Regions from separate parts of the Homo sapiens genome. Here region 1 is linked to region 2. Evidence: read pairs that join two places in POLR2A ChIA-PET (ENCODE). Cell type or tissue: HCT116. All regions are shown on one strand. Links, peaks and the distances in the headings refer to the core of each region. The heading gives the core; the rest is flanking DNA. Region 1 has its middle 67 kb from the start of MBOAT2. Region 2 overlaps MBOAT2 (membrane bound glycerophospholipid O-acyltransferase 2).

Evidence for each region. Peaks named below come from ENCODE experiments on the same cell type or tissue, not always from the same donor. Only the 100,000 strongest peaks of a DNase experiment are listed, where the experiment ranks them.
Region 1: POLR2A ChIA-PET joins it to region 2 with 5 read pairs; 6 of 35 experiments call an interaction of 5 or more read pairs at or near these places.

Annotation. Positions count from the first base shown.
Region 1 is chr2:9,066,909-9,075,117 of GRCh38, forward strand. No RefSeq gene overlaps it. Among named protein-coding and RNA genes, the nearest start is that of MBOAT2, 67 kb to the left of the region's middle. RefSeq lists an enhancer at 4,036-5,235. In HCT116, for the core only: no CTCF peak of the experiment used is centred there; a DNase peak (open chromatin) is centred at 4,333; H3K4me3 peaks cover 440 bases; H3K27ac peaks cover 816 bases.
Region 2 is chr2:8,991,498-8,993,997 of GRCh38, forward strand. All of the region lies in intron 1 of MBOAT2 (membrane bound glycerophospholipid O-acyltransferase 2), which reads right to left. Among named protein-coding and RNA genes, the nearest start is that of MBOAT2, 11 kb to the right of the region's middle. In HCT116, for the core only: no CTCF peak of the experiment used is centred there; no DNase peak of the experiment used is centred there.

The sequences.
Region 1 (8,209 bases), core at 2,910-5,409, 78 kb after region 2:
CTGGCCACTCAGCTGTACTGATTACCTCTGGATGAGATGAGAAAGAAGTGAGCCTCTTGGGTACCATCCTGCATGGCTGGGGGAGTTGGGTGCTCACTTGGAGAAGAGGTGATGTGGGTAAAGTGAAACTGTTTTTCTTACCCTCTTCAATGCATCTATTCTCGAATTTTTTGCTCCAATGGTATGCTGGAACATCTCTGCTGGACTCAGACTCTCACAGAGGTCCATGGGTAATTGTCAAAATTGATGCTTCTGCAGGGAGATGATGGTAGAAAGCTCCTATTCCACCATCTTGCAGACATCACCTATGTCCCAAATATAAATTAAACACTAGCTACTGCAACACTTTGATGGGATGAGTACCAGCAACATACAAGTGTATTTTTGTTTTTAAATAAACTTTTATTTTAGAGGAGTTTTATATATACTGAAAAATTATAAAGATAGTACAGAAGGTTCCCATATACCCCACACAGTTTCCCCCATTAATACCATACATTAGTAAGGTACGTTTGTCACAATTAGTGAACCAATATTGACATAATATTATTAACCAAGTCTATATTGTATTCATATTTTCTTAGCTTTTACCTAATGTCCTGTTTCTATTCCAGGATTCCACCCAGGATACCACATTATACATATTTAATTGTCCTGTGTCCTTAAGCTCCTCTTTGCTCTGAAAACTTATCAGACTTCCCTTGTTTTTAAAGTCCTTAAAAGTTTTAAGATCTGGTCAGACATTTTGTGTACTGTCACTCAAGTGAGATTTGTCTCATTTTTTTTTTACATGATTAGACTGGGGTTTTAGGTTTTGGGGAGGAAGACAATACAAGTAAAATGTCATTTTCATCACATCGTATCAAGGATACATACCATAAACATGATTTATCATGGTTGATGTTGACCTTGCTCACCTGGCTGAGGTTTTGTTTGTCAAGTTTCTCCACTATAAAATTGCCCTTTTTTCCTGTTTCCATGCTGTACTCTTTAGAAGAAAGTCACTCTATGCAGCCCACAATTACAGAGTAGGAAGTTATGCTCCACCTCTTTGAGGGCTATATATATATATGTATGTAACTATTTGGAATTCTTCTGCACAGAAGATTTGTCTCTTGTTTATTCGACCATTTACTTATATCAGTATGGATCCATGGATATTTATTTTATACATAGGGTTATAATCCAATGTTACTTTATTTATTTTCTTGCTCAAATTATTCCAGCTTTGGACATTGGGGGCTCTTTCAGTTGGCTCCTATGTCACTATGACATACCCCCATCAATGTGGGTTTTTTGCTTTTATTTTTATTACTTCCTTGTTTTCTAGCATTATCAGATACTCCAGAATCATCTTGTATATTTCTGCCCAGTTCTAGAACGAGCCCTCTCCCCTTAGAATCCCCCTAGGAATCCTTTTTTTGAAAAATGGTATTAGAAACCAATATCTGGGCACTAAGTATGCTCATTACTACTAGGGTCTTTCTCAGCCAACAGAGCAAGGAAATACATGTATGTATACTAAACTATGTAAATACATTTAGCTATAAATATTTCTGTATGTAACAATCTGTATTAATATTAAGCTAAACATAAGTTCATACTGATGTCTCCAACTCTACTCTAATACCCCAGGGATCATTCTAGCCTCCTCCCCTTACTTATCTGTAAATTCCCACTCTAACAGTGAGAAACCTGGCTCCCATTATGTCATCTACTTATTCAATCATTCAATTCCAGTATACATGGATAGAAGTATCAGAATTATTACCCTACCCCTATAGGAAACAACTTTATCAACAAGAATACAGTATTTATGTACAGTTCCCTTTGCCTTTATTCATAGATACTCCACTTGTTTCCAGAGTTACTTAGATCACCACCTGTTTCCTCCAGCCCTTCAGTGAAATTCCTTCGTATACATGTATTATGGTTATATTCTTTTTCTTACATTCTGTATTCCATCTTGAGATCCCATGATCTATTAAATGATTTTTGCATATATCAAAGTCCATTTTTTGCATTGTACAGCCCCATGAGTTTTGACAAATTCATAATATCATGTATCCATCATTACAGTATAATACAGGATATTTTCACTGCCCTAAAAACATCCTTTGTGCTTCATCTTTTTAAACTCTCCCAACCCACTTGAATCCTTGACAACCACTGATCTCTTTACCATCTCTACAGTTTCGCCTTTCCAGAATATACGTAGAGTTATATATCACTTTTTCAGACTGGTTTCTTTCATTTAGTAATATTCCTTTAAGATTCATCCACATCTTTGCATGGCATAACAATGCATTCCCTTTTATTTCAGAATAGCATTCCATTGTATAAATATACCATACTATGTTTATCTATTTAGCTGCTGAAAGCCATTGGTTGCTCCCAGTTTTAGATGAATCTGCTATAAACATTCATGTACATGTGTGGATATGAGTCTTCAAATCAATTGGGTAAATACCCAAGAGTGTGATTAGTGGATCCCAAGGTAAGACCACGTTTAGCTTCGTAAGAAGCTGCCAAAATGTTTTCCTAGGTAGCTGCAACATTTTGCATTCCCATCAGTGATGAATGAGAGTTCTTGTTGATTCACATCCTCTTCAGCAAAATTTACTCTGGCTATTTAAACCAAATGTGACGTTATTACAGGATAGCAGAAAGCTCAGAGAACTCATCTTTGGGAGCACTAAATCCTAGGCCCTGTGGCTCACTGCCAGGAATAATGCCCACTGTGCCGTAGAAACTGCTCTAGCAAAATGTGACAGACACTATTGCTCAACATGAGGTCTGCACACAGGTGTTCTTCCACCACAGCCCTTGAAATCCATATGCTGCCTCTTCCACCCCTGCCAGGCAACCCACACACACCCCTGTGCATGGTGACCTACTTATGTCACCCACCTCCTCTGAGGCTGTGTCACTGGGTGTATCTGAATCTATGTCCCAAGTTTGTAACTGTAGCCCAAAGGCATCTGTGAATGAGAGTCTTCTGGCTTCTGCCTTGCAAAGGTAGAACTCAGAAAGTGGGAAATTACCAAGTTATCCAAATATAGGAATGGTGTTCAAAGATGTTCTACATCTTTGACACCTGTCCATTATAGACTGTCACTGCAATGTATAATAGCAAAGACACTAGGATACAACCTAAATGTTCAGTAAAAGGCCATGGTCAAACAAAATGCAAACTAGCCATGAGAAAAAATATGAAACTAGAAGAAAATATGTTTTCCAAGGATTTCTACTGATTTTGAAATACAGTATACTCATGCTATGAGGTTACAGGGAATAAAGCAGTATGCAATTCCGTATATGCAGATGATCCAATTTCAAAAATAAAATTCCCTGTATGTATAGAATGAAGCCTGAAGAATATAACACGAAATACTGATGATGGGTTCCACTGAGTTGATTTTACTTTTCTTCTTACTCATTTTTTAATTTTCAAGTTTTCCACAGTGTATTAATTAAAAAAAAAAAAAGCATAACGTGGCTAGGTATGGTGGCTCACACTTGTGGTCCCAGCACTTTGAGAGGCCAAGGCAGGCAGATCACTTAAGGCAAGGAGTTCGAGACCATCCTGGCCAACATAGCAAAACTCTGTCTGTACTAAAAATACAAAGAATTAGCTGGGCATGGTGGTGCACACCTGTAATCCCAGCTACTCAGGAGGCTGAGGCACAAGAATCACTTGAACATGGGAGGCAGAGGTTGCATTGAGCCAAATTGGGCCACTGCACTTCAGCCTGGGTGACAGAGCGAGATTGCCTCAAAAAAAAAAAAAAAAGTGTTATCCTCCCTCTACCAAAAAGATTTTCATATACAAAAGCTTTCATAGTCCTAAAGAAGATGCCATCCCTCACTGAAATATAATTTACTTAAAGGTTCTCATGGATTTTAAAATAAAATCAATTATAACAGATTCTTTAAAGGAAGAAGTTGTTTTAGCATTCTTTATCAGCATGTATAATTGATTTGAATTTCTTCACTATAGAAAGTTTGACTCAAGCTCTTACTTGCTAGGTATAAGATATGGGTAAGCTGCTGTAATAAAAAGATTCTAAAACACAGTGGCTTTAACAACTTAAAAGTGTATTTATTTCTCCAGTGATAGTCCAGAGGTGAGCAGTCCAAGATTAGCAAGGTGGCTCTGCAATGTGAGGTTATTCCATGACTTGGGTTCCATTCCTCCGGTGTCTCTGCCACCTCCTAGGGTGAGGTCCTCATGGCACGGTTGAAGCTGACTCACCTCCATTCATGTTCATGCTCTGGCCTATTGGAGATGAGGAGAGAGAAACTTCAGGTCATTTCACTTTGTCTCAGAGAGGATGACTCAGAGGCCATTCAGAGCACTCCTGTTCACGTCCTGTCTGCTCAGGCTTAGTCACGTGGCCACACCTAGCTGTAAGAAGGCTTGGAATTGTAGGGTCTAGTTGGGTGGCCATGTGCCCTGCTAACACTCAGAGGTTCTATCCTTACATGCAAGAAAAGGAGAATGGGCCGGTGCAGAGGAGCACCCCTGCAGTCCCAGCTACTCAGGAGGCTGACGTGGGAGGCTCACTTGAGCCCAGGAGTTTGAAATCAAAATAGTAAGACGCTGTGTCAGAAAAAAAAAAAAAGAAAAGAAAAGAAAGAAAGAGACGGAAGGAAGGAAGGAAGGAAGGAAGGAAGGAAGGAAGGAAGGAAGGAAGGAAGGAAAGAAGGAGGGAGGGAGGGAGGGAGGGAGGAAAGTGTGAGCCACCGCGCCTGGCCAGTCGATTTCCACTCTTAACTGGATTCAAATCATCGTGGGAATTTGAACTCTGCACGTGTTAGGGCTGCACCCCCTGAGATTCTGATTCAGTTGATCAAGGGAGGTCCTCTTTCCTAAACACCCTACTTCCTGCTTGCCCTTCCCAGCCTCAAAGAATCCACTTCACAAAACCATTCCCTTCCTAAATCCTTAATCTCCAGACTCTAAGTCCTTCCTTTCTTGGACATACAGCAAATCCCCTTCAGGGCATAGACCTTTTAAACACAAAACTCTGAATGAATCATTTCTAGGGTGTCCAACTCAGTCCTGGAATATCCTCTTCTATTCTTTCAAACAGTAAAGCAAACAAGTGGCTCTCCCTCCCAGGGAAAGGAGAGCTCAGGCTTCCAGAGGATGAGAGAAAGTATTTCATTTCTTCCAGATGGGTCGATAGCAACAAAAACAAATTGAAGATAAATATCAATAGATCTCCATCCTACATCAAATTACAAATACATCTCTATGCTACCAATATGTTATGGGCTGAATCGCCCCCCTATCCCCCCACCGCCCACCATTCATGTGTTGAAGTCCAGACCCCTAGTACCTGACTGTGACCTTATTTGGAGATAGGGTCTTCACATAAGTAATGAAGTTCAAATAAAGTCATTCGGGTGGGCTTGATCCAATATGCCAGGTGTTATTTTAAGAAGGGGAGATTAGGACACAGACCCAGAGAAACCCCCACGTGAAGACACAGGGAGAAAGCCACCTACAAGCTCAGGAGAGAGGCCTCGGAGGAAGCCAACCCTGTGGATACCCTGATCTCAGACTCAGCCTCTAGATGGTGACAGAATAGATTTCTTCTGTGGATCCACCATATGGTATATATACATATACTGTAGGCACCCAGTCTATGGTACTTGTTTATAGTAGCCTTAGCAAACTAATACAATATGACTTCTGAGCATAAAACAGACATTGTAGTGGGAGGCTTATAAATATTTGCTGCTTTATTGTTATTGATTATTAACAGAGGGATTTAGCTGAAGGACTAGGGGCAATGAATCTGGATTTCCTGCTAAAACTGGTCCAGGCAAGCCGAAGACAAGGTCAAGAACAAAGCCTCATTGAAAACAGGGCTCAGAGGAGCTTGACTAAAATGTGGCCAAGGAGAGCATCTTTGTCACCCAGACTCTCTGTGATAATTAATCATGACAAGCAGCTGTTGTGAAATCTTTATCACTCAATTTATTTCAATTCCTCTGCAAATAATCTTAAAACAGTCTCATTTTCCAAGAGGGAAAAAAGATGGCAGTCCAATATTTCAGGCTAATGACCTGCACGCTCTACCAAGAAAACAGGAAAACATGCCTGGAGTTGGCTGGTGCCCAGGTCAAGCGGATGGCACAGCCCAAGCAGCGGTGGCCTTGGACCTGACTGGGCTGGACAATTGTCCATGTTCAGAAGTTCTTCAGGCCATTTTGGACAACGCAGAGGAGTTAGACAACATGGGAACCCCAAGGCTGACCTTGGCCAAGAAAAGCCCAAAGATTATTTCAATCCAGACGGTTGCCATATCTGTTCCTTTTCTGTCTGTCACCTCCTTTTAGTCGCAGCAGCTGTGGGACATTTCTCTGGGAAGGCAGCAGCACCCTGTTTCTCTGGAACATGGATTTGTGTGAGGTGAGAATGCTGTGTTCACAGCAAATGTGGCAAAAACAGGGGTGGTGTGTTTTTTCCCCAAAGACTTTACTGTTTCTCAGAAAGCTATTTATGAAAAAGGCTTAAAACCTAATAGGAATGGGATGGGGTTATAGAAACACTTCCTTTGCACCTATACATATCCCTAGGACTAAAGCTAAGCTGTGAGAAAAACAAATAATAATACACATGGAATGAATGTTAAGAATCCCCACGTTCCATGATTTCTACTCTTTATTTTTTTCATTTTTTTTTTAGTCGGAGTTTTGCTCATTGCGCAGGCTGGAGTGTGATGGTGCGATCTTGGCTCACCACAGCCTCCACCTCCTGGGTTCAAGCAATTCTCCTGCCTCAGCCTCCAGAGTAGCTGGGATGACAGGTGCCCACCACCATGCACAGCTAATTTTTGTATTTTTAGTAGAGACGGGGTTTCATCATATTGGCCAGGCTGGCCTCAAACTCCTGACCTCAGGTGATCTGCTTGCCTCGGCCTCCCAAAGTGCTGGGATTACAGGTGTGAGCCACCACGCCCAGCCAGTTGATTTCTACTCTTAACTGAATTCGAATCACCTGGGGAATCTGAACTCTGCACCTGTTAGGGCTGCACCTCCTGAGATTCTGATTTAGTTGAACAAGGGAGGGGCACTCTGAGCTTTTAAAAGAAAACACATATTAAACCTCCCCCCAGGTGAGTTTAGTGTCCAACTAGATTCAAAATACTGATCTGTTTTAACTTCTAAGCTTTGTGGATGAGGAAACTGAGGCCCAGGGAAGAGGAGTAACTTGTGAAAGTTCACAAAGCTAGTTAGTGGCAAAGCCAAAAATAAAACTGGCATTCTACAGCACTGCAGACCTTAAGAGGTTTATTAACTTCACCTGGTAACCTCAGTCGGCACACCTGTTTACTTACGGTGTTAGGAAATAAGCAACAAAATCTAGACACTTTTAACTAGTGTTCATCTGACATTTGGAGTGACATTTGAATGGGGACTGATTTCACAGGTGGTCAGTTCTTTAATGAATATTTCCTCATGTAACAAAAAAAGGCTTCCTGGTATAGTCTTTAAAAAATGGTGGCACATGGGAACAATAGACACCATGTGTTACTAGAGAGGAAGGTGGGGGAAGCATGGGTTTAAAAACTACCTATTGGGTACAATGCATCCTGCCTGGGTGCAATATATCCAGGTAACAAGCCTGCACAGGTACCCCATGTCTAAAATAAAAGCTGAAATTGTAAAAATAATTAATTAAAAACAACAAAAACTGTGGTGACGGCTGGGCACAGTGGTTCACGCCTATAATCCCAGCCCCTTGGGAGGCCAAGGCAGGTGGATCACCTGAGGTCAGGAGTTTGAGACCAGCCTGACCAACCTGTTGAAACCCTGTCTCTACTAAAAATACAAAAATTACCTGGGCATGGTGGCAGTCTACTCCAGAGGCTGAGGCAGGAGAATCGCTTGAACCCGGGAGGCAGGGGTTGAAGTGAGCCAAGATCGTGCCATTACACTCTAGCCTGGGCGACAAGAGTAAAACTCTATCTCAAAAACAAACAAACCAACTAACAAACAAAAAACTGTGGTGACTTGAATAATGATTGCTCAGATAATGAGAATACCCTACACCAGGTGATATGTTGTCCTTGTGGATTCATATGGAAATGGACACCTGCCATGTTTGCAGGCAGAAAAACAGGCTTCGAATTCCACCCACACCTGATGGCTATTCTCTGCCTGGAACGCCTCTCTTACCCTCCCATGGTAACAG
Region 2 (2,500 bases), core at 1-2,500:
AAATTACTAAACGGTGAAATATAAGAACTGTATCTTCAACTACTGCTTGACATGGTTTCCAAGCATTATGTAGTCCTCAGTGCCCTGCTCTGGTTATAATCTCATTTGTCAATGTTCCTTTTAAGTCTCAGAACACAAGTGTACTTCAGATTGGACTGAACACCACAAACTTAACAGAAACTGTTACCTAATTCCTGGTGGCCAATAAACTAAATCTAGTCTAGATGTGTTATCAGGGCTCAAAAAGAGAAAACTTAAAATTTTACCCCAAATTTTAAAAATCCTGTTTTCACAAAAAATCCAAATTTCCATCTTCCCTTGACAAATCAGCTTTGGCAGCACCAAGCGAACATTCCTTTATGGTCATCATTAGCAAAAGTGAGTAGGGGCTTTCCCTTTAGCCTGGGAATGGGCTTTCAGACGGTCATGCTGTCCACACCTCAGAAAACCCACGCATCTGCCTTTCCATTCATGTTCCTTCCCTGGTACCCTCCAGACATCTGAACTTGGAATTTATGTTGGGACTAGCTATTTCGCCTAACCTCACAATCTGGTCAGCTAAGCAACACCATACAATAAACACAAACTCCCAGGCTTGTTGATAAAATGTACTTCCGGTCTCAAGTCATTTTCTGTCTATACAATTAATTTCTAGACCTTTATTGCAGGTCTTTACATCTATCTTGAAATTTAATATTGTTAAATTAGATGCATCCAATTTTACTATTTATTGAGCACCCAGTAGATAAATGGTTTTGTAACTACTTGTTCTGTAACAGCCAGCACCTCTCTCCATTCATTCTTTTTGTTTGCTTTAATACAGATTTGAAGGTCTCGCTACATTGCCTGGGCTGATCTCAAACTCCTGGACTCAAGGGATCCTCCTGCCTTGGCCTCCCAAAGTGCTAGGATTACGGGCATGAGCTACCGTGCCCAGCCTCTCCATTGAGTTTTAACAAGTAAAGTATCACTTAGATGTTTTTCATGTATATATTGTAGTTTTAGCTATAATCTAGTTTCAAAAAGAAAATTAAAAGAACCAGAATGTTTTGTTTGTACAAGCAGGGAGCTATCTATTTTATTTTAACATATACCATACATGTATTGAACTACTTAAATATATCTAAAATTATATGTTATGTATCACCCTGACCTTCCACTAACACCTAAGTCTGGCGGAGAAAATCTCCAAAACCTGAAAAAGTTTCTATGAGATGATGGATTAAAATGGGAAGCTATGTCTTTGTCCAACGCCTAGACAGAAGCAAGGCATGCTGGTCAGAGCTTGGGACTTCCCAGAAGAATGTGGTCCACGGGGTTGGCAGCTGGCTGGTCGCCTGGCTCAGCAGAGCTTTCCCCACTCCACAGGGACACGGGTTTACCTGTTCCTTTGAGCTGCTCTGGGAGGATCTGTCAATGATTCATCTGCTGCTGCCAAAAAGCCAGGCTTCCCTGGACTGGATGGATGGCTGGAGGACATGGAGGGTGGGTGAGATATCCCAAAGGAGTCTTTCTAGAGGGCCCTACTAAAGGGACACTAAAAGTGGCAGTCCTTTGTTCTCTATCAATAAAGACAATTGTGCAACTGCAGGCTTCTTTTATCTGAATCTCTTGATTAAAATGCTCATAAAGCTTCTTTTTCCAACCACACCTGACACTGTAATCATCCAGCTGAAAATAGTGGTACCTCTCAGAATTATCTTCAATTCTTTTTGAATAATCCAGCCAAAATCCCCCAAAATTCTTCAATGCTTTGCATGTCCTCAGCCTCCTTTTAAGTAACCCATTTTAAAAAGGTTTCTATCACTCACTTCTTACCTAAGAGAGACCTGCTGCGCGGTCCTTCAGTGAGCCTAACCACTAAAGGCATCGGAATGCTCAAGACTCCACAGCAGTAAGAGGCACAGACCAGCTGCAAGAGAAAGCAGCTGCAGAGTGACCAGAAGCTGATTAGGGGAGCTCAGTCTGTGGAGAAGCTTGTTGGCCAGTGAAGTGAGTGTCCACAGATTTCCTAGCCCCTAACCTGCCTTCTACCTAGCCCAGGAGGCGTGAGTGCCAATGAAAGACAGGAAAAGTGCACAGTTCCCAGGAAAAGTCCCCTGGGAACACCCAGCATGACCCCACTAGACCCACTAGACCGCATCCCTCAGAACCTGGCCTTCCTAACTTCCTCAGCAGGACCTGGCCCTCTCTACCAGGAAGTGCTCCAAGGAGCTGCGGTGTTTTATGTCTGAAAATCACTGCATTCAACTGCAGTACCTCCGCTGTACCCTGTGTCTTGTTCACCACCTGGCATACATGAGACACTTCACTCCTTGCAAAATGGATGACAGAGAACACTCTCCTAGGCTCTGAAGAAAGTAAAGCCTTAAACAGCATGGTGCCCTCTCCAGCCCCTGGAAAAGCACTTAAAGTCAGTAACACCCAAAACGCCAGGTTCTGACTCCGTGTGCATTGTCTCCTCAGTGCTAACCACAACTCCGTAGGGAGACACCCACTA